7 separate regions of the Homo sapiens genome follow, and regions 1, 2, 3, 5, 6 and 7 are each linked to region 4. The links are chromatin contacts, found by Hi-C or POLR2A ChIA-PET in ENCODE. All regions are on one chromosome and are shown on one strand. The core of a region is the stretch at or near the end of the contact, and the rest is flanking DNA. Distances in the headings are between cores, read along the strand shown. Region 1 holds the start of KIF14 (kinesin family member 14). Region 2 overlaps NR5A2 (nuclear receptor subfamily 5 group A member 2). Region 3 holds the start of DENND1B (DENN domain containing 1B). Region 4 holds the start of MIR181A1HG (MIR181A1 host gene). Region 5 holds the start of ZNF281 (zinc finger protein 281). Region 6 has its middle 3.4 kb from the start of GPR25. Region 7 overlaps LOC124900414 (a long non-coding RNA gene).

Region 1 (4,038 bases), core at 1,067-3,566, 1.7 Mb after region 4:
TCCTTGTAGTTCTCCTCTGAAGTGCCAATCTACCTACAGGATTAGGGGTAAGGGGCATGTCTGCTGTTTTTCTACTGGCAGAAATAACATAAGTTCTATTTATGTCTCTGACTTTACCTGCAGATCTCAATAATGGATCATCATTTTCACATTCTGACATATCCGACTTCAAATGCAGCTTAAGTCGGCTACTGTGGGTGAGGGCATTCAGTGATGAACTATTTTGGGAAGAAGGAATATCAAGAATATCACCGCTGTTATTTCTATTATGAGTACTGTGTAATGACATTTTGGCAGACAGTTATTTTAAAAAAGAATGTTACTAAGACCCTAAGCTCTTCTTTGGACATTCATTTGATTTCCAGCCATTTCTTATGTATCCATTTCTGAAAGTATCTGCTAAACTAAAAGAAAAAAAAAAGATTTAGATCACACAGACTACAAACAAGCTTTAAAAATATAGAGAGAACATCCCATTGTGTAAGTAAATTCCCAGAGGCATACATTACAATAGATCACAATCTGCAGCTCAGATACTGCTTCCAAGCAACTTCAGGCAAGTCTCTCAGAGAACTTACCATCATTATTCAACAAATATTGACTAAGTTTCCATTAGTGCCAGGCCCTCTGATAGATACTGTAGACTTCAAAGACAAGAATACAATTCCCATTTCTTTAGTCTAGAAGAAATATACTGATAAGCCATATATCAGGCCAAATGTGTCAAGTGACTTAGAAGATGTAAAAAGTGCATGCCAACATAGATTTTCAAGTACTTCCAGTGTGGGGAATGGGAAGGACTAAAGGAAACCCTAGCACCTAAATCAGAGTGTGGAGCAAAGTATTTTTATAAATACCTGCTACACGTATTTTTTTTTTTTGCCAATGTTCCATAAGAAGGTTTATTTTATTTTATTTTTATAAAAATATTTTTTTTGAGATGGAGTCTTGCTCTGTCACCAGGCTGGAGTGCAGTGGCACGACCTTGGCTTGCTGCAACCTCCTCCTCCTGTATTCAAGCAAATCTCCTGCCTTAGCCTCCCAAGTAGCTGGGACTACAGGCGCCCACCACCATGCCCAGCTAATTTTTGTATTTTTAGTAGAGACGGGGTTTCACCATGTTGGCCAGGATGGTCTCGATATCTTGACCTTGTGATCCGCCCGCCTCGGCCTCCCAAAGTGCTGGGATTACAGGCGTGAGCCACCGCGTCCGGCCCATGTATGTTGAATACAGGAATGCCTATAGAGAAGATTGAATTGATTGGTGTCACGAGGCAGATTATTCCCAAGTACCACAGGCAGTAAGTACGATAAGTACTGTAAATTAATTGTGTTGAGAAAAACCATGCAAGATTAGATAAACAGACAACCTGCCCTTTAGCAGTAAGACAACAAATTAGACAGAGGTGTATGTAAATATACAGCAACAATATCTATCAGGTATTAACGTTTTAAAGAAAGGGAACAGCAGTGACAGCTAAGAGACCTGGCTTTTAGTCAGCTTTGTATCCAACTCCTTACAAGGATGTAAACAAGACTTTAAATTTGCATGCCGGGTTCTAACCTGTAAAATGACACTGGTTCAAACTATTGCAAAGATTATTGCTAGCGAGGAACAAATTAATGGAAGTTCATTTTTAAATGAGGCTTTTAAATTTTTACATAAATAACAGTCATTACAAAAAAAATTCGTCAGCTTATAAGCATCTCCCATCAACGTTTCAACTCAAAATACAGAATTTTCCTGTTATGAAATGAATTTAAAGGCAAAAAGAAGATTCTGGAAATTCTCTTGCAACTAAAAACCATTTGCGATTTGCACAAATCAATACGGTTTCTGTTTGAGGAGTTTCGCCATCAGATTTTAAAGAGGACTGGAAGGAATACAAGGAAAATAAGCACAATCCAAACCAAAACATCCGGTGATTCTGTTCTTTCTCTGCTAGTCATTACCAGGGGCTATGACTAAGAATTACCTCTTAATGCCAACCGACTCGGGGAGACTCGGGGAGAAGCCCACGGGCCGAGAGGCCCTGAAGTCCGGCTTCCCGGTCCCAGCAGAGACGCTGCCTTGCGCCCTTCGTTCGGGGACCCCTTCGCCGCCGACCTGGAATGCTGAGGAACTGAATGGGGGACTGGAGCTAAGACCACCCGCCCGCAGAGCAGTGGTCGCCTGTAGGGAAAGCGTCCGCACGCCCTCCCCAGTGCCGAAACTTCGCCCCTCCGCAGGGTCCGGCACCTTGGGGACCCCCTCGACACAGTCCCCACGCCACTCACCACCTCCAGCGCCGGCTCCCCAGAAGGCCGCAATTTGAATGGGCGCCCCGCCTTCTGATTGGCTGCTGGGCGTCGCGTCGGGTGCCGCGCCTTTGCTTCCACCCGCCCCCCGGAAGTGCCGGTGGTTGGGCTCCGGTAGCCGTCTCTGAATGCTGGACTCGCCCCACCCTCATCTCCCAGGCAACGCTCCCTCCCCTCCTCGGGTTCTGCTAAAGCGTGGAGCTTGGCCCCCTTTAAATCCGACCAGAGGAAGGGGCGGCGGTCGCGGGCGCAGCGGGCCCCTCGTTGAAGTGGGTGTCAAACGAAAAGCATGACAGTGACACTCTTGTCGGTCTTTAATCTAAAAGAAGCCATTACATCGAAGACTTCACATTGTAAATGGATATTTGCCCCCAAGTTAATCATAATAATTAACTTTTCTAGTGTTTCCTATGCAAGGCGTTCACGTAGGAAATATGCTAAATGTCTTATATGAATTTTTAAACAGTCCTGAAAATCTTGTGAGATAAATATTAATGTTATCCCTCGTTTACAGATGAGGAACTGAGGTTTAGAGTTAAACTTGTGAAAGATCAGACAATTAGCAGTGGCATAACTAGAACTTGAAGGTTCTTGCCGCCGTACAATGTAACTCCGTTTCAGTAAAAGTTCCCTTTTTTTAATTTTTTTTTTCTTTTTTGAGACGGAGTCTCGCTCTGCAGCCCAGGCTGGAGTGCAGTGGCCCCTGCAACCTCCGCCTCCCTGGTTCAAGCGATTCTCCTGCCTCAGCCTCTGGAGTAGCTGGGATTACAGGCGCGCACCACCACGCCCAGCTAATTTTTGTATTTTTAGTAGAGACGGGGTTTCACCATATTGGCCAGGCTGGTCTCGAATTCCTGACCTTGTAAGCTGCCAGGCGTGAGCCACTGCGCCGCCCAGCCCCCATAAGATTTTGAAATCTGAAAAAATATTACAAATACATTCTGAAAAATAACCAAATAAATGAGAAAGACTAGATAAATAGATATTGTAAAGCAACAATGTTTTTTAAACAGGCAAAAAGTACAGAGATATTGAAGAAGTATTCACTGAGATAGAGACCATAAGTAGCTCCAATTATATAGACCAACCAAACAGATGATAAAGTACTCATTCTAAATCTTACTCTAAAAATCATTCTAAAACTCAATTAAAATTAAGGTATAAGGAAACTATCAGAAAATAGAATATAATATTTATCAGGGCCAGGTGCGGTGGCTCACGCCTGTAATCTTAGCACTTTGGGAGACCAAGGCAGGCGGATCACTTGCAGTCAGGAGTTTAAAACCAGCCTGGCTAACATGGTGAAACCCCGTCTCTCCTAAAAATACAAAAATTAGGCAGCCGTGGTGGCGGGCCCCTGTAATCCCCGTTACTCAGGAGGCTGAGGCAGGAGAATCACGTGAACCGGGTAGGCGGAGGTTGCAGTGAGCCGAGATCGCGCCATTGCACTCCAGCCTGGGGGACAAGAGAGAAACTCCGTCTCAAGAAAAAAAAAAAAAAAAGTTATCACATCTATGGGAAAATGATCATTCAATTTAGAAACAAAGCAAGATATGTCAAAGAAAAGACAGACAAACTCAAATACATAAAAATTTTAAACATATGTATAATTCAAAATAATAAAAATAAAATGTAACTGGAAATATATATTAAACATGACAGAAGACATAAAGACCTTTTTCAATTTTAAAAGGAAAATAAGCTCATAAATAGAATAAAGCAAGTATTTTTTTAAATCCA
Region 2 (3,874 bases), core at 1,342-3,841, 1.2 Mb after region 4:
TCCTACGTGGTTTTTGTTTCTGGTTTTCTTTTGCATTTGTCTTCTTAAGGTCATCAGGATAGTGGGAGGAAATACTGAATTAGTATTTACTAGATTGACTGCGTAAGCAGAAAGTCACCACTGGCTGAAGTGCATGCTGCAATAGTCATGCGCTCAACACCCAGCCAAGCAATGAGGACCCTAAGAACTGTGTGAATACAGAGTAATATTACCAGGGTCTTAATCAGATCCAGGAGTCCCAGACATACATATGCAAAGTTTTATTCTCTTTCCAAGCACATGTTGGAAAAAGAAAAAGACTTAGGATTTTAAAGCAACAAATACCTTTATTTGCCTTTGGGAGCACATTAGCTACCAATTAGTGCATGTAAATTGAGACTGCTGAAAAAGAGAATGTATGAACTGATAGTCTGGGTGGGGGACTCTCAAGGCCTCAGAAGTTCTCTAGCATTTCAGCATCAATTTGGGCAACATAAAGAGATTTCCAAAGCAAATCCTAACAAGTCCTGAATCTGAACCATGTACAAATCATAAATCCCATGGAATTCCCAATCTTAACATGTGCAATGAATGTATTCAGATCTATATATTTAAGTAATTAGTTCATTACTTTCTGATAGTTATGATCTACATAAAGGTTTTCCATATGTTACTGTTATGATCCAAGTCCAAACTCCAGTTATTTTTTATCTTTAGAGATAATATATTTAGCAAGAAGGCAAAAACGTGCCTGATAATTTTTATGTTCATATAAGAATGTTAAGAAACTACAAAAATGTGTTTTGAAATATTACAGTAACAAACAGGAAACAAACTAAAACCTTGAGTACCAGGTTAACTTCCCCAAAATACCATTTTAAAATACTGATGAATTTGAACAAGTGGTTTGATTTTTGGGCATCTGTTTTGTTTTAGGGGAAGGGAGGAATATTTAAATGATAAAATTTTCAAATATCCCATTTTTTTCATAGTTTTCCCAACTTTTGTGGATTTTTTTTCTATTTCGTTTTTCTATGCACCCAAAAATTATGTGAGAATTTTGCATTTGCCTTTGACATTCTAACAACAGAATGAACTGCCATTCAGCTATGGTCACTACATTGAGAGTTTAATGCTCCAAAAGGTATGCTCTGCAAGGACTGTGAAAAGATTAATTAGTCTTTGCTGGTTTCATCAGAGGATGCTGAGAAACTGGCAACAGGCTCTCTCCTGCACCACAGCCCAAGAGGAAGATCCTCTTTTCCCCAGCAAACCAGGTAGCAATGACATCTGCAAGGTTAGCCTTTCTATTTGCCAGTGTCCCTGACAATTAAAACAGTGAAAATAATTCATGCATTGCCAATCTTAATTACACTCTTGCTTTCGTTTATTCCTTTTGCTACTTTCCTGGCTGGTGTTTTGCATGTTACTTATATGCAGTAGTACTTATCTAAAGCCTACTTTAGAGTAGTTGTCCTTACAAGAAATGGAAGTCTAAGTAGAGTGGAATAGCATTTGGATGATTACAGATTCTCTGTGAATTCAGCTAACACTTTCCTCAAGGTAGCACTCATGCTCCTGTTAAAAGTACATTCTTTCCACATGCTTTTTTCACATAGTTAAAAAGAAATCCTTCCATGACATACTGAACCCTAATACCAAATAAGCTGGTGCTTCCCCTGAGCCACATAGGAGAATGTTGGCTCTGAGAATGTCGCAGCATCCCTGCACTGCTGTGATGTGCAGTCAACAGAGGGTACGAGCTCTGGCAGAAAACCCAGAACAGGATATTATGCACAGTAGGGGCTTTCCAACCCAGCTGTTCCAAGCCCTATAGGGTCAAAATGATGGGGAAATCCAGAATGACAGTAATTATGCCATCAACCTTACGGCTCCCTGCCAGAGAGGTTGCTGGTTAGACATCTATACATCTAGTAGCTGTTTAATACATTTTTTAAAACAGGTATAGTGAAAGAATGCATTTTAAGCAGGAATTGAAAATGTACTAAGAATGAGACAATAATGTATGAGCAAGTACTTACTTTGTTTCTTACTTTAGGTAAGAAAAAATAAAAGGAAGGAGGAAAGGTATGGAGGGGGAGATAGAGGGATGGAGGGAAAAGAAAAGGAAAGAGAAGTAGATAGAAAATCAAACACAGATGAAAGCAAAGACAATTATGATTATAATTATTTCATTCCCTAATCATGTAAGATTTGAATTTTCTAATTAAGAAAAAAGAACAAAATTAGTTCATATGTCAAAAAGAGGATTCTAAAATTGCACTGACATAAATGTTATTCTGTGATTCAGTTGCATTCTTAAATTGGTGTGTTATTTATGCAAATTATGGTAAGAAAAATAATTTTGGATATTTTTGTTTTACAAATATATTTTTCACTTTCACCACATTATTTCCAGAAGTATCTTTCCTTCCACAGGGGTTCCCTGTCTGCTCTTGCTTCCTCCAGCTCCTCAATATATGTACCTTTCAGGGTTGTTTCAGCAGTCCTGAAGTTGTGTGTGTGTGTAAGCATGATTAAGAGTACTTTTGTGGGAGTGTGCTATTGCCAGCCTCACAGATGGTGTTATTTCCTGTGTTAGACTTCCTACTTACTGATAGCTGGGCTCACACTTGACATCCTCTCTTAACTGCCTCTAGACCAAAACATGCAAAGTCTTGCAGTGTGGGAGGGAACCTGTGGCTGTGCATTGGGTTCAGTTGATAACAATAATCACCAGCCCTGATGAGTCACCAGAGAGCAATGGGGTGATACTCAAGTACCAGAGAGATGGTGGTGGTCTCTGGTGGCCCCACCACTGTCCACCACTTGCAAGTAGATAAACTGGTCATTAAAGGAGCTGTGGAGAGCCAGATGCAGTGGCACATGCCTGTAGCCCCAGCTACTGCAGAGGCTGAGGCAGGAGGAACACACAAGGCCAAGAGTTTGAATCTGACCTGGGCAACATAGTGAGACCCCTATCTTTAAAAATAAAGAAATAAGTAAATTTTTAAAAAGAAAGGCATTATGAGAGTTTCAGCAGAACATTTAGGAAGGGTCTTCTAGAGATAATGATGGACAAGTCAGTAAGCTGCTTGTTCACACACTAATGTCCAGTTCATGTTGACTGCTATCTACCCACGTCTTCTCTTCTGGCACCTGCCTTAGTGGCTGGAAGCTCTCTCAGAAGCTTAAAAAGATGCTTTTATTTTACCTACCCAACAAGGTTTCTACGCATTCCAGCCTCCAAGGAGGGGTGGTTCCCCTTTGTGAACTGAGATTTAGGAATATCTATGTTTACAACTCCGGGACTAAGATTCAATAAAGCTTCAGGAGGGTGGAAGTGCAGCTTGTGAGGGCAAAACTTTAGAATCCAGTGGACTTCTTAAGGTCATCTGAACAGTGAGAGTAAGTACTAGGCTCTTATCCCACTTCCACCACCAACCAATGCAGAAGTGGGATTAAGATTGATAATCCTGAGATAGCATTAAATGTTTTGATACAGGCATGCAATCCATAATAATCACATCAGATAAACAGTTGTTCTGTGCACACAATCTAACATTTATGCATTTTTTCTTTAAAAAACCTTTCTGCATCCAAATGGCACATTCATTAAGTTTAAAATGAAGCACAAAAGATAGAGATAAAATGAAGCAACTCTATAATTATATAAATTATAAATCTTACTGTAATAATTATACAGTAGACTTGGAGAAAGACAGGCCTTTCAAGAATTGGTTTTTAGAGATGTGTCTAATGCCTTAAAGAAGTGTTTGCTTTAAAATCTTGAAAAAGCCTCATGTAGAAGTGAGATGTTGTAAAGTCATCATTGGCTTTGGCCACTGCCAGGTCGACTACCAGTTTGCTATTTGTGATGTATTTCACTATTTTG
Region 3 (3,866 bases), core at 1,178-3,677, 1.2 Mb before region 4:
ACTACAGTATAGTAGAAATAACAATGAAACTGTTTTCTCAATTGAGCAACTTAAAAGAGCTGAGACTTAGGAATTCTGAAACTTGGGGCAAAGCATTTAAACGCTGAGACTGTTCTCCCTTACCTATGAGGTGCCTTGTCCACTTCACAGAATAATAGTGAGGATTATAAATCAAATAACATATGTGCAAGTACTTCATTAAGTACTAAGTGCTACAAAAATGCAAAGTATTGGTTTTATCTTATTGGATCAAATTTAAAAGCCAGAGTGTCCCTAAGTGTCATTATACCCTGCCAACAGAGTTTGACACAGGTTCTCAGGCTGTCTCCAAAGGACTTGCAATATAAGTGTAAATGATGAATACATGGTTCCACCTGCCAAGTTCTAGATCACCATAAAACATTGATAATGCTCCATGAATGTGATACGTTGCATATACTTTTCTTAAAATGTATTTACTGTACTTATGCATATTTAAAGTAGCAAACTATTCATAGCTCTAAGGCTAGCAACATAAAAAGCCTTCTTTTTATCCATTATCTTTGGAGAAACCAGCCATCTGCTTCCATGTTAGATTTTCCCACTAGAAACTGTAAGTTTACTTTGCTTAATTCAGAAGTTATTGACTTTTTTACTAACTTGCCATATTTGCAAAATTTCAAAGCAACATTGGTTAAATTTCAAAAAGTGAACTGAAATATACTGAGACACTTTTTCTTCATAACATTGCTGTTTAAATCTCTCGTTCCATCATAAGGTAAAAGATTAAGTCTGTTACCACAACGGCCAATGTGTTAATATCTCAGTTATTCCTGCTAACAAGACCTTAGTGCCTTTGTACATTGGCTGTATTTAATATGTACTTCCTTCAAGAAACGAATGCCAGCTCTGACTTTAAAAAAAAGCATTTCTTTTTTTGGAAGCTTTTCTTATAAGATATGAATCTGGAAACATAGGAAGTGACAAGACATATAAATTAACATGCAAATATACATTTTTTTAGCCTTTCCGCTATTAACTTGTTTCAATGGGAATAATCTGGGCTCAGATGACTTCCTCCCTCTTAAAACAATTAATGTCAAGAAGCATACTATTTTTACTCACTTACCCTGCCCACCATGATGTCAAACACACTGAAGAAAATAATTCTATTACATAATTTCCCTCTTTCCCTAATATTCTTTAGAATTTCTCTTAGGTGTAAAAGTTAAATATTGACTCAGTTTTACTTCTGTGAAATTCAAACGGCCTTTCACAATAATACAAATATACATGGCATTATTTTAAACTTTTTGAGAAGGAGATAGTAAAGGGTGGGTAAGCGAAGTAAAAAGGAATTCTTTCCAAAGTTAAGTTTCAGAAGAAAAATATAAAACTCATGCCTCTAAGATACCTAGAAACAAAATCACCACCGTTATTAAAATTGCTTTTTACCTAATCTCCTGAGCAAAGTAGTCGTTGATAAATACTTTAGCACACACATAAAAGTACCCTCTAATTGGATACCGTTTTGCAAGAACCATGCATCTACAGTTGCTGCATAAAGAAACACCAGAGACCAATCTAATTTTATAAGCAGAATCATAAGAAAACATCCAAGACAAAAGTAACAAACGGACTTAAGAAAACACCGGTTATATTTAATGCTCAGAGAGCACTCGGAATAATAACCTCTTAACCTCAACGCTGACTCCCTCCCGGACACCACACGCACACAGGCAGCCCCAGGAGAGTCACATCTGACACACTCGGGGGAAGCACGAGAACCCCTCAGCGGCGGTGTCAGGGGCCGCCCGGCCTCCCCTGTCCCCCGAAAGGCGGGCGTCGACAAGGCGCTAGTGGCCTCTCCGGGAGGAGCCGCGCCAACCACGGAGGGCCGGGGACGCAGGGCGGGCAGGCTTTGCGGCCTAGCGCCGTCCCGCCGGCCGGCCAGAGGCTTGGGGGCCGGACCGCACCCCCAGCCCGCCCGGCCAACCTCGGCCGCCCGGGGAGCCGGTTGAGCGCGGAGGCGCGGAGGAGCCGAGCTGGCCTGGGAGGGGCCGCCGAGGGACGCCCGCCCCCGACGCGCCCGGGCCCCCCCACTCACTTGGTCCTGCAGTCCATGGTTACATGTCGGTGTGGGGCTGTCCGTCCGGCCCCCGCGCGCTGGCCTGGAAGCCCGCAGCCCGGCCGCGCGAGGGTCGCGCCGTCCCCGCCCACGCCGGCGGCCACACAGGGAAAGAGGCTGCTCACAGCAGCCGTGGCGGCGGGCCCATGTCGGCTGCGCCCCCGGCACTTCCCCGCCTCCCACCCCACCCACCAGAGCCTTTCTGTGACAGCAGCGGTGGCGTGGCCGCCGCCCCCGTCTCCGCCGGTAGCCGCCACCAAAGCTGAGGCCTCTCAGTTCCTGCGACCGGGGCCGCCCGCTGCGGCTCCTGCACCTTCTTGCAAATCAGGAAGTCGCCGGGAGGGGGAAGGGGCGCGCGGGGACGCGCCCAGCGGCTTCACCTGGGCCGTGCGGCTCGCAAGTCGGAGACTGTGGAGGAGGCGGGGGCCAGGTCCCCGCGCCCGGGCGGCCAGAGGGTGCAGGGGGAGCGCTAGTGCCTGCTGGGATGGCCCACGTACCGCTTTGCCACCTAGCCAGAAAGGCAAGGTGCCCCCTGTGTCCTCAGCATGAACCAAACCGGCTTCCTTTCTGGGTCCAGTCCAGATTCCAGGGCGTCGGGGCTGCAACCCCACAAAGGGCGAAGTACCTGGAAAAGTACCTCGACCTGCAGTGTTTTCCACACACATACACACGGACTTGGGTTCCTTTCATTTCATACTACAAATTCAGAGCTCAAGTTGATGCCCCTGGCTCTTGCGTCACTCCAGCTGTGGCCTGCTTACAGCTCTCTGAAATCCAGAGCTACCCCCTCCTGATTCAGGAATGTTCAGACATGTGCACCTGCTAAATAGCCCTGTCAAGTAGCCAAATGGTAGTGCCCCACTTGTCTGCGCATGTGGGAGGCAGACATTCCTATACCACAGACTGCAGTGATAACCAAGGACTAACTTTTGAACACATGTACATAGTCGCAGGCCTCATAGTCTGGCAGTTTAGGCGAGTTCAGAGAGGGCACCACTGAATAAGCGTGGGAGGGACTGATTTACACAGCCCTAAAGCACATGTGAAGCAGGTTATGTGCACTCTCACCCAGTACTTGTCATAGGTGTGTGATAGATACTTTCATCAGCATTTTACAGATGAAGAAACCAGGGAGTAATGGCAAAGCTGGAGTTCACACCAGGTCTATCTGATGCTGATTATTTACTTCTACCTCATATTGCCTGTCTCCCTCCTCTGCTGTCTCATATTTAGGATCTACTGAGAAGACAGGTAGAAAAGTCTTATGATGGACATTCAAATGACTGTGGAAGGCCAGGCTCTTACACAGAGATCTTCTGGGAAAGGCCTTCTCCCAGCTAACACTGCCACCCTTGACACATAGCCACAGTGTTTCTTCCAAAAGGTGGTTACTTCAGACTTTATTCATGCAGAAGTTAAGATGATGAGAGGAAACCAAATGTGGTATGAATGTAGTGTGAGTCATAAGACATAAAAGTCAGAAAAGGAGTCTTAAGAATTAAAAAACTCAAGAGTCAGAGAACCTGAAGTTGCACTCAGTTATATAACCTTAAACTTTCTTGCCAAAATTGGGTACTACTTGGTCAACAGGATCAGAAATATTGTATAGCCATGGGCCTGTTAGTAAAAAATGAGGACGGGCCATAACTGGGAAACAAACAAACAAAAAAAAAATGTGTTTATCATAAAGTGTTGTCATAGCTTGACTCGGGGTGAGACACTTCAGTTTCTCGGTTCCTACATTTGTAAAATGGGAATT
Region 4 (4,074 bases), core at 63-2,562:
CAAAATCTTCATCAGTCATAATCACACTGGTGTGATTTGCCTTTTAATTTCTTATAAGACTTAGCTTATAACTTTTTAAGGATGTGGATAATTCTAAAAGTAAAGGCATAATGTATTGCTAGATTACTGTAGCTGAATATAAAAAGAAAGCAGTAATGCAGGAACATTCTATCCATTTGTTTCCAATTATTTTATAAATTTAAAAACTGCATTGTATGTTGCTTCTGTTTGAACTCCATCAAAAAACCTCACTATGAATGTAAGGAACTTAGATGCTAATCATATCTTTTGCTTGCTAGAAAGAAGAAATGCCAAATTATTTTATTCTTCAAGCATTCTTCTATAAAGAAGCTTCCGCATGCTTCCTCCCCACCCCCACATCCTCACTCCACCCTATTAGGAATTTCAAAAAAAAAAAAAATCTTTATACATGGAAGGCTAGATCCTAAGACAGAAAGCTGTCTTTTCCTTCTGTCTTTACACTGGCCACTTTCAGTCGCCTTCACTTCTGCTGGGACTTTATTTCACATTGTGTGGACTACAACACCGAAACCAGTTCAGTCTCTATCCTTATTATAAAATTAAAAGTGGTGGTTAAAAAAACATATAAAGCCCTGGCTTGAAGCCATTGTTCAGAATTTAAGAGCTATTTGCCCCCAAGTGTCTTTGCAGTCTTTCATAGCTAATTATAATAACTGTCAGATGTCTGGAAAGTCTATGGTGCCCTTGTCAGTGGAGTCAGCAAAGTTTGTCTTTTATTTTTCTTGGGGACAGAGCAAATCTGATTAGACATAAAGAGCAAAAAGAAGTGAACTAAGTACATATGCGTGTGCCTTCATTTTTTCTTATGAACAAAGCAGCACACTAGAGCGATGTTCCAGCGCACAGCCTCCTACAGCTACTCTTTGGAATGCCTGACTTTTATTTTTAATTCTTTATCCTCAACAGAATAAAGTATGCAACAATTGTCCCTGGAATATTTTCCTGCCAGCTGAATAACCTTCAATATACACATGAAAGAGTACCCTTAAGAAATCTTCAAATATTGGATGTTTATGACATAAAACTATTTTAATCAGTACACTTGACGGAAAGAAAGGTATACTTACAATTTCAAAACGGTTATTTGCTCTAGTTTCTTGTCCCCGGAGGCAGAGCAGAGGCTTTTGCCAGACTGTCCATGATGCAGGTGCAGAATCCCTGTTTTCATGCCGGAGAGGAAGGTAGAAAGTGCTTCATAAAGTCACTCGGAACTCAGCCACTTGTGCTCAGACATCCCTTGCTCCTGTGGAAGCTGTACTATCTGCAGTTCTGAATTGAACTAAATTACAGCCCATGTGAAAGACAGGGGCAGTGAGTCATGTGAGAGATACAGAGCTATCCTATTGGCCACAAAGACATAGCTTAGGCATTCTGCCTTTTCCACCATTGGTGAATAGTTAAAACTGAAAGCATCTAGATCCTCCTCTTGAGCTTATTTGTCCTCTATGTGTGGAAGAATGACTGTAGGATTTTACAGTGACAGAATTAGTTAAGAAAGGGACTGAAGTCATCCTTCACAGAGACTGGTGGGAGGTGATTGGAAGCTCAGCTTTTTTAAGATTTCTTTTTTCTTTTTATCCCCCTGCCCTGCAGTTTTGTCTATAATTTGCCTGTTTGCCTGTCAGAAAAAATGTTTTTTGTATTTTTTTCTCCCTTCAGTTAACCTTGGAAGTGACAGAAAGTAAATTATCATCATATTCCTTTGCAGAACTGTCATGTTTTGAAGCACAAAATCAATTATTTTCAATGACGCATTTTCAAATTTTATTTTTACATTTACAGAGACTTTATTGTAGTTCTAAACTAATAAACTAAATTGTCCATTAGTGACACCAACAACAGAATTAACTTTTGAGTAATTATTACATTTTGGAGAAAGGAGGGCTAGAAATAACTCTGGGAAATAATAAAAGGCAACAATATCAAAACAAATCAAATAAGGGGCTTTAACTAAGAAGGGATAAAGAAGAAATATATTTCTCCATCAAAGTCACTCTTTAATTTACCACTTTATGTAAGGCAGAATGTCCAGAAACTGCCAGTCAGAAGGTATTTTTAGTTTTGCTAGGATTCTTTAATTCACCCAATTCCTTAAAAATACTTAAATGTGTTTGTAAAGATTTAGAGGCTGTAAACTACCTTAGAAGTCATCAAGTCTCACATTCCCTATGTTAAAGGTGAGGAATGTAGCCTCTGACAGTAGTGACTCTCTTCATAACACTGATCCACCGTGTTATGCAAAATAAATGAAGGAAACATTGAAATAAATACTAGTTTGCTCTGTCTTACGTACCTACTAAGAGCCAGTTACCTTCTCATTTAATTCAATAATTGTACAACCCATAGAATAAGTTTGACTACTTTCATTTCTCCTCGGCAAAAACAGACTCAAATGTTTTACTACCATGGTAGTGCCTGGATTTGAACCCAAGTGGCTGATTCCATACCTACTTTTTCCAACTAGGTATGTGTCCTTCCAAATAATGATGGTTGTCACTTATAGGTTCCTTCCTACTGTATGGCAAGTAATGTGCAAAACCCTTTAGAGCCCCTCATTCAGTTCTCACAACTGTTAATGAGTCAATTATTCTATTTTGCTGATTTCATTGATGAGGAAATGAGGTGTATACTACTCAGTATTATGTAGATGGTAGCTGGTAGCATGTGATTCAAATCAGCTCTGATCTGTTTTACACACTATATGGATTCTCATCACAGTGTTAAATAAGACTTGATTTTTCCATTTTTTTTTTCTTGTCTAATATATTAGAATATTTTGGCATAAATATGGAATATTAACTGTGGTCATGTCATTATCTGGGTCTGTTTGGTTCAGACCCAGATCATACCATTAAGTGATCCATAGGGGACTGGAAATAAGCATCAGAGGAGCAGTCATGGAACCATATTTATCTTGGGGCCCTACAAGCAGCCTCACACAGGGTCTTGCAATCATAGGAGCTTCCACATCAGTTGAAGGGGCACATGCTCTCAGAACATCAGCCTGGGTATTAATGAGTCCTACTGCTGGTTCAAAATCTGAAACCCACTGTTTAGCAGAATAAGTACCAGATCATTTCAAAAATAGTGTCAAAAATTCCATTTCAGCCAGATATCAAGAGCCACCAAGGAGTTTCCTGAATTGTAACCCTCCTGCAGCAGCTGTAATCATACAAATGGGAAATTTGCATTGGCTCCCGCAACCCTTGTGGGGTTTGTTTGTAGATGGGAGGTGATTACTGAAGTGCAACAGCATCTTCACCTGCACTTTCTAAAGCACACATTGCTGTTGCTCAGAGTATCATATAGGACAGGTTAGGCAGGTCCCAGATAGCATCGGAAGAGAGTTTTTAGTCCTCTTCTGTTTTGAATACTTTTGCTTCTTTCCATAAGTGCTGCTTACTTTCCTGGATCCACAATCCAATCACCTACCTCATGCTGTCCCGAACCCTTCCAGGTCAGCCCTCTCATATAGTGAGCATGTGATAACATTATGTTCTCCTTATCTTCATCAAATAAGCTTCTCTATTATATCACAAATATTTCAAAGACTGAGCTGTATCTTGTTACATTTTAATCCTGCATAATGCCCATCACAGTAGAGATGAGATAAATATTTGATTTTCTTTTTTTTGGCCTTCAGTGACCTATTCACTGGTACACAACAGATCAGAAATAAATCTGGTGAGGTAATGCGAACATATTTTTTAAAAACTTAGCACTTTAAAATATAGTCTAAAAAAGTGAATCAGACACTGGAGAACAAGTAGGAAAATTATTATGAGACCACAGAGTCTCCCTAATATTGGTCTAAATCAATCACATACAACACTTATACTAACTAAACTGATGGTCATGGTATTAGCACACACTTAACCTCAGTCCTCTCTGCTGTCATCTACCAACTTCTCCTTCATTCCTCTCATTTACTGTTTTGCGGATTTCCTTTTTGTCTAGTCCTGCTTTAGTTCGGTGTTCACAAGGGCAATCTATTCAACACTCTAATGTCTCAGTTCAGCAACTTCCTCAATT
Region 5 (3,750 bases), core at 1,138-3,637, 1.5 Mb after region 4:
AGAGTAAAACTTGCATTAGTGGATTTTTCAAAAGCCTGTTGGAGGTATTTGGAGTATTCTTGCAACATACTTGCTTTATCATTTGAAGGTGTTTGGGTGCCTGGGCTCAAATTTTCTTCTTGAACCAATTCTGAGTGTTCTCCTGAGGTGTGTAAATCCACTCGTGGTTCTGCAATATTGAAAGGATCCTCTTTCTGGCTTTCTGATTTGTTGGAGTATTGATCCAAAATACTTTGTAAAACCTCATCAGGAATTCCAGACTTGTCATGACAAGATTTAATTTCAGCATTTAGAGCTGAGGAGTCAATAAGTGACAATGGTGCCTCATTGTCCAAAACACTGACACCTGCAGACTGAATGACAGACTGTTGGGAGACCATGTGTCCTACGTTTATAGAAAAGGCACTGTTGCTGCTGGCAGTTGGTAAATATCTTCTTTTCTTTGAAAACTGCATGGCATCATCATAATTACTACTTATCTGACCTTGTTTGCCACTTGTACTTTGGAGAAGACCAATGGTCTCCACACTATTATTTGATACTATGCCAAGTGAGCCACTTGGTTTTCCAGACAAGGATTTCTGTCCTACTATGTCTGGTAATGGTGACACAAAGTTAAGGTAGTTTTTATCTGTATTCTTTCTGCTTCCTTTCTTAAAGATCAATTTTGGCACCCTCTTCTGCAGTTCATCTATTCCAGTGCCAATTATGCCTCCACTGGAAGACACGGTAGGCATTTCTACTGAGTAACTCTGCATGTTTATATTATTTGAAATTTGCGATTCATTTGTTTTACCGGTCTTCTGTTCCTTATTTTCAATAGCTATGCTTTTTGACTTTGTTTTTCTCCTTGAAGAACTTGTATTTCCCTGAGACAACACAGCCAGATTACCCATATTGGTATGGTTTGATGACCCAGGTTCTGCACTAGTGGCTCCTTTAACTATGACTTCACCACATGTGCGCCTGTGCTTCAACAATCTATCAGTCCTTGAAAAATACTGTTGGCAAGTGTCACACTTATATGGCTTTTCTCCACTATGTGTCCTCTTGTGTCTCTCCATATGGTACTTCTGAATAAACTTCATGCTGCACTGATCACATCCAAATGGCTTCTCTCTACTATGAATTTTCTCATGTCTCTGTAGTAGGTATTTCTGAATGAAACCCATACTACACTGGCTGCACTGGAAAGGTCTTTCTCCTGTATGAATGAGGACATGTCTCCGCAGGTGATAGGAGCTTCGGAAAGCAGCACTACAGTGATCACAGATATGAGGTTTCTGACTTGGGGAGAGGATGGCACCTTCTCCATCTCCAACCAAAGAAGGTTTGGAAGATGCACTTGGCTTCCTCTTGGCTTTGATTCCCTGAGATTCTGGCTTTGGCCTTTTTGCCTTTTTGACATTAGTGTCCTGCTTTGGCTCCTCAGTGCCATGGTGGTCATCAGTCCTGCTACTGCTGCTGAGTAATACGTCACGGTGGTGCTGGGCTGGTTGCTGCTGGACATGCTGGTGGAGAATACTGAGGTCCTGGATGACGCCGTGACTCCCCCCTTCACCGCCTCCTAGGCCTGGAGACCTCTCTTCAGCTCCAGCGAACAGCCCCCCATAGTGGTGGTGGTGATGGTGGTGGTGGGACTGCTGCTCCTCAGGATCCGCGGGTTTCTCCTGTTTGATGCTAACCAAAGACTGCAAGAACCCCCAGGAGGTCCTCTGCGAGGGGAAGGCCGCGGCTGACGCCGCCGGCTCCTTCTTGAAAGTCATGTCCGGGGCTGGCGGAGGGGGGGGCTCAGCGGCCGGGGCTGCGGAGGTAGAGGAGGATAACACGCATTGCGGGGGAGGGGCGGCCGACCCCGCCGGCCGGGTGAAGCTGGTGACCGGGGGAAGACGGTGGTTGAACATAACCATACCCTGGGGAAAGGTGGGTTCCATCTCTGCCCTCCTGCCGCTGCTGCCGCCGCCGCCGCCGCCGCCACTACCACCGCCGCCGGAGCCGCTACCACCGCTACTGCCGGTACCTCCGCCGCCACTCAGGAACCCACTGCCGATTTTCATACCCCGGAGGAGGCCTGGCTGAAGAAAGGAGGAGGAAGAGGGAAGAGGGAGGAAAGGAGGTGGAACCGGGCCCCGGGCCGGGACCACCGCAGCGCTAAGGACCCCGCCGCGCCGCCGCCCAGACCGCAACGCGCCCAGCACTAATTCCCAGCCCAGTCGCCTCCGGCACCGGCACGCATGGTCCTGCGACTCTTCCCCAGGCCTCGCCCTCTCCCTCCTGGACCCACCGGCAATACTTACGGGTCCCGCCGCCGCCGCAGCCGCCGTCGCCTCCAGTTAATAAAAATAACGCCGTCCTCTCCACAATGGAATTAAAAGCCTCCCGTGTACTGCGCAGCCGCGGCGCAGTGTCTGCTGGGAACTCCTCGACCCGGCCAGAGGGGAGGGCTAAGGAGCCAGGGCGCCTGCGCCGCAGCTTCCGCCCGGCCTGCCTGTCAATCACTGGGGCCGTTGGGCGGAGGCGGGGGAGCAAGGGCAGGGGAGGCGGGGATTTGGAGCCCTGCTAAAAAGGGGCTTTCGAGGCGAACAGGCGTGATTGGTGGGCTGCACTGAAGGAGATGAAAGTGGTTGAGGGTTTCTGGGGGAAAGACGCTCAGGAGGTGGAACCCAAGGGGCGGGAAGTTACGGGGGACTGTACTACAGCGTGGCGTGGGAGATGCAGAGAAAGGGGCTGGAAGAGAAGGTGAGGGAAACTGAGGATTCAATGTTAGGGCTTTCTTCACTCTAGGTTTTGCAATCCAGGTCTTGAAATAAAATTCAAACCTAGAAGTGGATCATTGAGGGCACTTTTGATTCTATCAAGAAGCATTCAACTCCAAATGCTCAACATTTATTAAAACAGGTGCTTATGTTATCCCTTTGAATTTGGAAGCACTAATAATGGGCGCATATCCTTTGCATTTATGGGAGGAGCCTGCTTTGAAACCGCAATTAGTGGTACCGTTGCAACAAAAAAAAAAAAAAGAAAAAGAAAAAAACTTGTCTTACTGCCAACCTTCCTGAAGGCTACTGGAAGAGGAAACCGAGCGTAATCCAGGTGCAGCAGTCCTGTAAAACACGCCCACACACATACTTCATTATCATTACATCTTATTTAAATGCCCCCGTACCTTAGCCTGGCTAATCAGTCTGTTTGCCACGTTATGAATGCCTGGCCCTTTATATTGTTTATGAAAAATTAACCACCAGGCCATTCTAAGAGCTCTGCTAGGATCAACTCTTTCCTCGCCAGTACAGAATACCGAGAAACTCATTGCAAATTTAGAAATTTTTCTTGTAAGGGAAAATTATGAAGTAAAATCTTAAAATCAAAGTTATATCAACAAAATCAAACAACAAATATTTATTCAGTGTCTAATGTACACAAGGCACTCGATTTCATGTTAAGCATGCAGAAATCTAAACCAGACACTTTCCTAGCAAAGGATATTTATAAATGAGAAATTTTAAATAAAAGAACTAGAACTATGACAACAGCTTATTTACATAGTATGTTTTCTTAATGAAGTTACATGTACATCACAATGTTTCTAGCTAAATAACTTCTCATAATTAAATAATAAATTCTCTGGGAAATTTCACAATCGAAACCATAGGGATTATTTACTAATACTTATGGACCTCTCTCAGCCTGCCCTAAAAATTTTACAGACAATATTTAATGAGAATTTTGAGATAAGAAGAAATTGCTTTT
Region 6 (3,963 bases), core at 1,092-3,591, 1.9 Mb after region 4:
ACCTTCCACAAAGGGTGCCTCATTTGATCTTCACAACACCCCTATCGGGTAGATACTATCATGCCTATTTTAAGATGTGGAAACTGGAGCCCAAGATCACACAGCTATCAAGTTATAAAGCTGACATTTAACCTGGACTCTGACCACTAATAATCTGATCTGCGTGTTCACTGATCAGAAACAGACAAAATGACATATAAGAAATTGATATTGGCCGGGCACAGTGGCTCACACTTGTAATCCCAGCATTTTGGGAGGCCAAGGTGAGAGGATCGCTTGAAGCCAGGAATTTGAGATCAGCCTGGGCAATATAATGAAACTGTGTCTCTACAAAAGGTAAAAAATAACATTAGCCAGGCATGGTGCTGTGCACCTGTAGTCCCAGCTTCTCAGGAGGCTGATGCAGGAGGATTGCCTGAGCTGAAGAATTTGAGGCTGCAGTGAGCTATGATCACACTGGGCTACACTGCAGCCTGGGCAACAGAACAAGCCCCTGTCTATTAAAAAAAAAAAAAAAGAAATGCATATAATAAAAAAAAGAAATGCATATAATAAATTCTATGTCACAACACAGAGCAAGGTTTTAAAAATATATATTTTAAATTTAATAAATGATGTTAGGAAAGCTGGATAGAAATATGAAAACATCGATTACACACCAGGTAAATTTTAAAATACTAATGAAAATTATTTTTTAATGACAGACTGAATCTTCTTACATTGTCAAAGAGAAAGTAACATTCTAAACTCTGAAATTGCTAATAGCAACAAATTTGACTATATGAAAATGTCAAACTAAAATAAATAATAGCTAAGAAAAGAATTTGGAAAAATATTTGAATCAAGTGGAATAAATCATGACTCATCCTAAATATATAGTTTGTACAAATTAATAAGAAATACATAGATTATAATAAATATGTGAAGGACATGATTAGAATGGTTCACTTAGGAAATAAATAGATTTTCCATCTTATTTATAAACAAGTGCAAATTGAAATGAGGTACCATTTTACCTCACTGCCTATTACAATGGAAAATATATGTTACCGATGAACATCTCTAAGAAGACTGTGTTGAACCTTATACTCTCATACAATGCCAGTGACATTCTAAACTGCTAATCACTGTAAACATTTGTATCAAGCAATAAAAATTTTCATTGCCTTTGTTACAAAATTTGTATTTATAACGTGTTTTACAACATATTTATATAAATGTTATATTTATACATATTTATATAAATATGTTATATTTGTACATATTTATATGTATATAAATACATATTTATATGTACTTATACAAGAGCATTTATGTTATAAAAACAATATAAAAAAGTCATAAGTGCAATTATTCATTACAAATTTCTATAACAGTTAAAAATACTAGAAACATCCTAAATATCCATATTTAAGGGTTTAGAAAATTAAGCAACATAGACTCATGTGGATTTATATGATATTAATTGAGAATACTGTGTACACTCTAATTACAGATACGACTTTGAAACACCTGTGTAAAAAATGTGAAGAATATCTGAAATGGAATATTTAAAAATAGAAAATCTAAAAATAATGAGATTACAAATAAATACTTTTGAAAATGTCCTTCACTGGCTAAGTTTGGTTGTGTAGGGGTAGCAGGTCCAAGATGACGACTACTTCTTTATTCTGTAATGTATTAGATGGCTTTTATGATTAAACATAAAAAGGCAAATACAATTTACTTAAAATGTTAAGATTCTTTGTACAGAAAAATTAAAATTAGAAAAAATAAGTTATAAGAACTTAAATATAACCTGTAAAGGGGCAGAAATAAACCTACTCTCGAAAACAATTTAGCCCGAAGCATTGGATATTTATTTAAAGTATCTCCTCTGTTTTCAGGCTTGTGCTAATCACCCTGATGAGTAGAAAGAAGCTCCCCCTCGCCCTGAGAAGTTCATAATCCCATGGGCAAGGCAAGACGGAGCCACGTAACAGTTGCCCTGGCTCCAGCAGTGCAGAGAGAGGAAGTCCTCTTAGGGATGGAGGTTAGAGAAGGCTCCCAGGGGTGGGATGGAGGAAGAGGGAAGACTTCTTCTGCTTTGTCCACACCTGTTAGAGAGCATGGCCAGGATTCCCAGCCTGTAAGGGTGAGTGTTTCTATTAGTTGACTTGTGTGTAATCCTGTGGGGAGTCCTCCTGAAGGGTGAAAGAGCAGTCTTGTGAAGTTGGCCTTGGTCACTGAAACCGGGCTGGGCACCCCAGGAGACCGGGCCTAAGGCAGTGTCCCTGGCTCTGACCTTTGCTGTTTCTTCTCATCCAGACAAGTTCAGTAAGGCCCATGGACAGCACCCAGGCCTCAGCAGAGAAAATTCAGCATATGCTCTGGGCCACAGACTTCCCTTGGGTATGAGATGATGGCCCAGGAAGCAAGTAGCTCTGTGATTTTTAAAATAACCTACTTCTACTTCCCCTCAACCCCCTTCCTATATTCCCCTCTTGGTCTGCTTGCCCCATTCTTTGTTTTCACCCGGCGGCTTCTCTGCTGTTCATCTCTAGCTTTCAGGATCACTCACACTCTCTGAGCCCGCAGACTGAGGTGTGCCTGAAGGGGTGAAGTCCAGCAACACTGGGTCTGTCTCTGATGGTCTCTGGGCTCTGGCAGGCAAGCACTGCCCCTGCTAGCCTTCTAGGGGAGGAGGCTGCAGCCCCCTACTCCACCCCGGATGTGGGCACCGCTCACCAGCAACCACATGCTCAGACATTAGAAAAGCGGCTCTGGGGTGGGTCTTCAGGGGAAAACCAAGCCCGGAGGCTGAAAAGCCAGTGAAGGGAAGGTCCAGACCATTCATTCCCTAGGCTCTTCTCTTCCCTGCCCATCTTGTAATTGGTGTGGGAGAAATTCTTGACAGGAGCAGCCTAAACACTGCATACCCAACCCTCTGTGAGCTCTAGGACCATTTTCTTTTTGAGATGGAGTCTCGCTCTTTCACCCAGGCTGGAGTGCAGTGGCTTGATCTCAGCTCACTGCAACCTTTGCTCCTGGGTTCAAGCGATTCTCCCACCTCAGCCTCCTGAGTAGCTGGGACTTGCGCGTACCGTGCCCGGCTAATTTTTGCATTTTTAGTAGAGACAGGGTTTCACCATGTTGGCCAGGCTGGTCTCGAGCTCCTGACTTGAAGTGATCTACCCACCTCGGCCTCCCAAAGTGCTGGGATTAGATGTGAGCCACTGCGCCCGGCCTCTAAGACCATTTTCCAAATCCTTCCTGGGGATCTCCGTGTGCCAGAGGGACCCTGAGCGAGGGTGACCTTATGTCCCAGTTTGCCCAAAATAGTCCTGGTTTACGGCCCAGGTTAATTCTGATAGTGCCCCTTTCACTCTCAGAAACATCCTGGTTAGATGATAAATTATTTCATGACCCCACTTCAACATCAAACTGAACACATACACACATGTGCCTCTCTGTGTTCTTGGCAGTTAAGGGGACAGCGTCCATATAGTCCCTAAGCAGAGAAACCCCAGGCTTATCTTTGACTCCTCTTTGTGAGACCTATGATGTTACAATTATCTCTTGAATATACCCTCCCATTTCTGTCCCCACTGCTCATGATCTATTTCAGACACAAATAATTACAACCTACTATGGGGTCTCCCTGGCTTGAGCCTCTCCCTTCTCCATAGTTCTGCCAGCGATCTTTTCAAAACACAGATCGATGCCTCCTGGCTCCCCATGACCTATAGATTGAAATCCAAATCCCCTCATGATCCTTTCCTGCTTCATCTCCTGCCCCCACCTTCCTACCCTGGGCTCTGGCAGACTGCTTGTCCCCTGAAAAGCCCACATTCCTACTCATTTTGGTATACTTGTTCCCTTTACTCCCTCCTCCGAGTCTGACCCTTTCTTCTCTTTTCTGCTGCTCTTATTTGACTTTCAGCTCCTTCCTGGGACTGATCTCAAGTGTCATCTCCTCGAAGG
Region 7 (4,064 bases), core at 244-2,743, 1.5 Mb after region 4:
AGGCTGGAGTGCAGTGGCATGATCCCAGCTCACTGCAACCTCTGCCTCCTGGCTTCAAGAGATTCTCCTGCCTCAGCCTCCAAGTAGCTGGGATTACAGGCACCCACCACCACACCTGGCTAATTTTGTATTTTTAGTAGAGACGGGGTTTTGCCATACTGATCTCGAACTCCTGACCTCATGTGATCCACCCACCTCTGCCTTCCAAAGTGCTGGGATTACAGGCATGACCCACCACGCCTGGCCCAAAAAAATATCAGAAAAAAAAATTGTTTTCACCCCTTTAAATATTAAATAATTGATTTTTTTCTGAAAATATTTCTTATACAATTCAATAAGCACACTAATTTTAGAATGGAGGGTCATTAATGCTGTAACAAAATTGGAAATATTTGCTATTATATGTTTTTAATACACACTAGGTACATATTAAATACTATATCTGTGTAATAGTTAAACATATTAGGTAGTTCATTAGGTTCATTTAAAATTGGCCAAGCTCAGTAGCTCACGCCTGTAATCCCAGCATTTTTGGAGGCTGAGGCAGGCAAATCACTTGAGGTCAGGAGTTCAAGACCTGCCTGGCCAACATGGTGAAACCCCGTCTCTACAGAAAATACAAAAATTAGCTGCGCATGGTGGCATGTGCCTGTGGTCCTAGCTACTTGGGAGGCTGAGGCAGGAGAACTGCTTGAATCCAGGAGGCAGAGGTTGCAGTGAGACGAGACTGTGCACTGCACTCCAGCCTGGGTGACAGAGTTAGACTCCGTCTCAAAAAAATAAAATAATATAATGTAAGGCCAAGGGCTCAGCAACAACGTAATGTAAGGTGCTTAGGTATAATTTTACAATTTTAAGAGAGAATGTGCTTGAGCTAGGAACCATTGAGAGAGAGTAGATGGTGGCAATAGTCAGTCAATTGTGCTACAAATACATTGCAATGGAAAATATACACTACAAAATTTTACAAAAGTAGCAAACAAAAAACTTTTTTTTTTTAATTTTTTTTGACCAAGTCTTGCTCTATCACGCAGGCTGGAGTGCAGTGGCATGATCTCAGCTCACTGCAACCTCTGCCTCCCAGCTTCAAACGATTCTCATGCCTCAGCCTTCCAAGTAGCTGGGACTATAAGCGTGCACCACCACACCCAGCTAATTTTTATATTTTTAGTAGAGACAGGGTTTCTCCATATTGGCCAGGCTGGTCTTGAACTCCTGGACTTGAGTGATCCACCCTCCTCAGCCTTCCAAAGTGCTAGGATTACAGACGTGAGCCACCGCGCCCAGCCGGCAAACAAAAATTTACCTATGATTCAATAAATGGTTTTCCCCTACCAGCCTTCCCCCACCACACATATACACTTTTTCTGATTCTGTTTTACCATAATGATGACACAGGTGCTTAACCAGCTCCGTGAGCTATTGGGGTGGCTCCTTGCCTTGATTTAGTCTTGTGCCCACACACTGACCCATGCAGACTTAGCCATGCATCCAGCACAAATTACGCTATTTTACATGTTTGGTTTAATGTATTCGTACCTGCTAGACATTGTAGCCAAAAGATTGTTTGCTGCCTAATCCTAGCCAGCTCTTAGGGTGACTGCCTAAGCCTGTATTGCTGGCTTCACAAGTTTTTTTGTTTCAGGTAAATAAAAATCAAAGAGCGTTCGAGGCAGCCGCATTGACTCACCTTGCAGACAAGCAAGCAGAGCCGCAGAGCAGTGACCCGTGCCCAGCGCCTCGCAGCTAGAGCTGGATTGGAATCCAGGGCTTTGCAGGCTTCCTGCTTCACTCAATCCTCTTTCTGTTGCCTCTGGCCTCAAGGTGTTGGCCTGGGAGGAAGTAGCAGATTAAATTCCATGGGCACGAAGTCCGTAGCTGACGAATACTTAATATGTTGCAGTTTCACAGTGAAAGTTGGCAAGTCCAGGGTGGGAACATGCCCCAAGCAGCTGAGTCTTCTGGATTTTACTTCTGTTCTTTGCCTCTCAATTTTTGATTTTGTTATATAAAAAGCAAATCAGTAACTATTGCATTATATTCTGCAGTGACTCAACAGCGACACTTAATTCAGCCAACCAAGGTTTACTGAACTGCTCGTGGTGCCGGGAACCGTGCTGGGATAGGATACAGGGACCAACCAGTCCTGATCATTAGCTTAGCCAGAGAGGTAAACTGACTGACAATCAATCTGCCAGGGATCAATTACTATGGAAGCTCATAGTGTGGGCCCCTAACCCAGACTGTGGGTCTGAGGAGGTCTCCTGGAGGTAGTGCTATCCTAACAGAGACCTGAAGGGTACTTGGAATCCAGCCACAGAATACTATTTACCATCTCATTTTACTCTCATGAGAATTCTCCCCACTGTAGGCAGGATGGGTGTTGATTTAAAAGAAAAAAAAAAAAGTAGCCTGGCGGGGTGGCTCACGCCTGTAATCCCAGCACTTTGAGAGGCCAAGGCGGGCAGATCATCTGAGGTCAGGAGTTCGAGACCAGCCTGACCAACATGGAGAAACCCCATCTCTACTAAAAATACAAAATTAGCCGGACATGGTGGTGCATGCCTGTAGTCCCAGCTACTTGGGAGGCTGAGGCAGGAGAATCGCTTGAACCCGGGAGGCAGAGGTTGCGGTGAGCCAAGATCATGCCATTGTACTCCAGCCTGGGCAACAAGAGCGAAACTCCGTCTCAAAAAAAAAGTAAACAGAATAACAAACTTAAGGGTGGCCAGCATTAGAGCTGGAATGGAACCCTGATGTCCAATGAGCTCCCTGTAGAGTGGACTTTGTACAGGACCATGTTCTCCTAAAGTGACTAGAGAGCAGGAGCCACCTGTCACTCAATGCAGCAGCATTGGACCCTCCCAGCCAAACCCCACTCCCACCTCCCATCCTACTGGAGTCTCTTTCCCTTCGTCTTGGTCTACTTGAGTAGATAGGGTCCTCGTTGGTGCAAACAATCTGTGATTTATGACCCAGATAGTCCTGCCAGGTCACAGAGAAGTGTACTCTGCACCCAGCAGTCCTCAAGACAGACTTAGGCTCTCGGTTCCTGCAAGGCACCCCTAGAGGACAGCCTCTCAGCAGTACCCAGCACCCTGCACAGGGCCACTTTTGTAGCCTCCACCTGCCTGCTCACTCCCTTTTTCTCTCCTTGGCCTTCTCCACCCTGAATGCTTGTGCAAGCATGCTCACTCTCCTTCCCCAGCCCCTCTGCACACACTGACACACACTCAGCTCCCAGCTTTCATCCTCTCTCCCACCTCTTGTGGTGAGTTCTGAGCCTCTCCATGGCCATCCTCCCAGCCCAGGCCATCCTCCCAACCCAGCCTCTCCATGGCCATCCTCCCAGCCCAGACCATCCTCCCAGCCCAGCCTCTCCAGCCCATGGCCAGCCTCCCAGCCCAGCCTTTCCATGGCCATCCTCCCAGCCCAGGCCATCCTCCCAGCCTAGCCTCTCCAGCCCGTGACCAGCCTCCCAGCCCAGCCTCTCCAGCCCAGGCCATCTTCCCAGCCCAGCCTCTCTAGCCCATGGCCATCCTCCCAGTCCAGCCTCTCCATGGCCATCTTCCCAGCCCAGCCCCACCTCTCCAGCCCATGGCCATCCCTCCCAGCCCAGGTCAGGCTCTGAGCCCAGGCTCTCCAGCCCATGGCTATACTTCCAGCCCAGCCTCTCCATGGCCATCCTCCCAGCCCAGGCCATTCTCCCAGCCCAGGAGTATTTCTGGAAATGCTCCCAGCCCAGCATTTCCAGAAAAGGAAAATACAGCCAATGCTGAGAGTCTCAAAGGTCACTCAGTTCAGACCTGCAGAAATGTTTTTGTTTTATTTTTTTACTTGGGATCTTTCAACCAGTCAGCCTGATGCTCTTGTTTGATTTCCATGTTTGTTGTAGTGAAATACTGATAATCAAAAAGTTATTCTACATGATGAGCTGTTCCTCCTACTTCTTTACAGTTTCTCCATTTTCCAAAATTTCTACAATCAAGATGTATTGCTTTTATAATCATAAAAAGTTAAAATGTTAACATATTCTGACAGAAATATAGGAATTATTAAGACTT

What was found. A loop is a pair of places that touch in the nucleus more often than their neighbours do. ChIA-PET counts read pairs that join two places held with the same protein, here RNA polymerase II (POLR2A). Pooled maps may share reads with other maps.
Region 1: a loop to region 4 is called in a pooled map, with 5 times the contacts of the local background. The contact joins the promoter of KIF14 here to the promoter of MIR181A1HG in region 4. A Hi-C loop is called at or near these places in 1 of 37 single-sample maps with no recorded cell type and 7 of 50 pooled maps. POLR2A ChIA-PET finds 5 or more read pairs at or near these places in 1 of 52 experiments (activated T-cell).
Region 2: a pooled map shows a loop between it and region 4 (4-fold over the local background). The contact joins the enhancer-like site here to the promoter of MIR181A1HG in region 4. A Hi-C loop is called at or near these places in 2 of 37 single-sample maps with no recorded cell type and 8 of 50 pooled maps.
Region 3: a map of OCI-LY7 shows a loop between it and region 4 (4-fold over the local background). The contact joins the promoter of DENND1B here to the promoter of MIR181A1HG in region 4. A Hi-C loop is called at or near these places in 4 of 168 maps with a recorded cell type or tissue (CD8-positive, alpha-beta T cell, OCI-LY7 and naive thymus-derived CD4-positive, alpha-beta T cell), 4 of 37 single-sample maps with no recorded cell type and 10 of 50 pooled maps.
Region 5: a pooled map shows a loop between it and region 4 (4-fold over the local background). The contact joins the promoter of ZNF281 here to the promoter of MIR181A1HG in region 4. A Hi-C loop is called at or near these places in 2 of 37 single-sample maps with no recorded cell type and 10 of 50 pooled maps. POLR2A ChIA-PET finds 5 or more read pairs at or near these places in 1 of 52 experiments (MCF 10A).
Region 6: a pooled map shows a loop between it and region 4 (4-fold over the local background). The contact joins the enhancer-like site here to the promoter of MIR181A1HG in region 4. A Hi-C loop is called at or near these places in 4 of 37 single-sample maps with no recorded cell type and 5 of 50 pooled maps.
Region 7: a loop to region 4 is called in a map with no recorded cell type, with 2.6 times the contacts of the local background. The contact joins the enhancer-like site here to the promoter of MIR181A1HG in region 4. A Hi-C loop is called at or near these places in 1 of 168 maps with a recorded cell type or tissue (endothelial cell of umbilical vein), 1 of 37 single-sample maps with no recorded cell type and 5 of 50 pooled maps.

What each region holds. Positions count from the first base shown.
Region 1 is chr1:200,618,435-200,622,472 of GRCh38, forward strand. It overlaps KIF14 (kinesin family member 14), which reads right to left and starts at 2,317. Exons shown (of 30, transcript NM_014875.3): 1 at 1,977-2,317; 2 at 1-404. The coding sequence starts at 289. RefSeq lists an enhancer at 1,585-2,086 and a silencer at 2,255-2,404.
Region 2 is chr1:200,151,725-200,155,598 of GRCh38, forward strand. The region is part of intron 7 of NR5A2 (nuclear receptor subfamily 5 group A member 2); the gene reads left to right. Among named protein-coding and RNA genes, the nearest start is that of NR5A2, 130 kb to the left of the region's middle. RefSeq lists an enhancer at 1,882-1,951. Within about 2 kb of position 2,592, at least 5 of the 41 ENCODE cell types and tissues checked have a DNase peak (open chromatin) inside an H3K27ac peak, as active enhancers do.
Region 3 is chr1:197,773,053-197,776,918 of GRCh38, forward strand. DENND1B (DENN domain containing 1B) reads right to left here and starts at 2,428. Exons shown (of 23, transcript NM_001195215.2): 1 at 2,087-2,428. The coding sequence starts at 2,103. RefSeq lists silencers at 1,776-2,285, 2,436-2,635, 2,927-3,221 and an enhancer at 3,596-3,645.
Region 4 is chr1:198,936,117-198,940,190 of GRCh38, forward strand. It overlaps MIR181A1HG (MIR181A1 host gene), which reads right to left and starts at 1,313. Exons shown (of 3, transcript NR_040073.1): 1 at 1,110-1,313. RefSeq lists enhancers at 1,104-1,163, 1,564-1,613.
Region 5 is chr1:200,407,649-200,411,398 of GRCh38, forward strand. It overlaps ZNF281 (zinc finger protein 281), which reads right to left and starts at 2,388. Exons shown (of 2, transcript NM_001281293.2): 1 at 2,298-2,388; 2 at 1-2,075. The coding sequence starts at 2,057. RefSeq lists enhancers at 1,637-2,214, 2,215-2,792, 2,793-3,370, 2,917-2,966, 3,642-3,750 and a silencer at 2,397-2,576.
Region 6 is chr1:200,867,575-200,871,537 of GRCh38, forward strand. No RefSeq gene overlaps it. Among named protein-coding and RNA genes, the nearest start is that of GPR25, 3.4 kb to the right of the region's middle. Within about 2 kb of position 2,342, at least 2 of the 41 ENCODE cell types and tissues checked have a DNase peak (open chromatin) inside an H3K27ac peak, as active enhancers do.
Region 7 is chr1:200,476,323-200,480,386 of GRCh38, forward strand. LOC124900414 (a long non-coding RNA gene) reads right to left here. Exons shown (of 3, transcript XR_007066784.1): 2 at 1,691-1,832. It overlaps LOC124904480 (a long non-coding RNA gene), which reads left to right. Exons shown (of 2, transcript XR_007066783.1): 2 at 1,646-4,064. Among named protein-coding and RNA genes, the nearest start is that of ZNF281, 68 kb to the left of the region's middle. Within about 2 kb of position 1,494, at least 4 of the 41 ENCODE cell types and tissues checked have a DNase peak (open chromatin) inside an H3K27ac peak, as active enhancers do.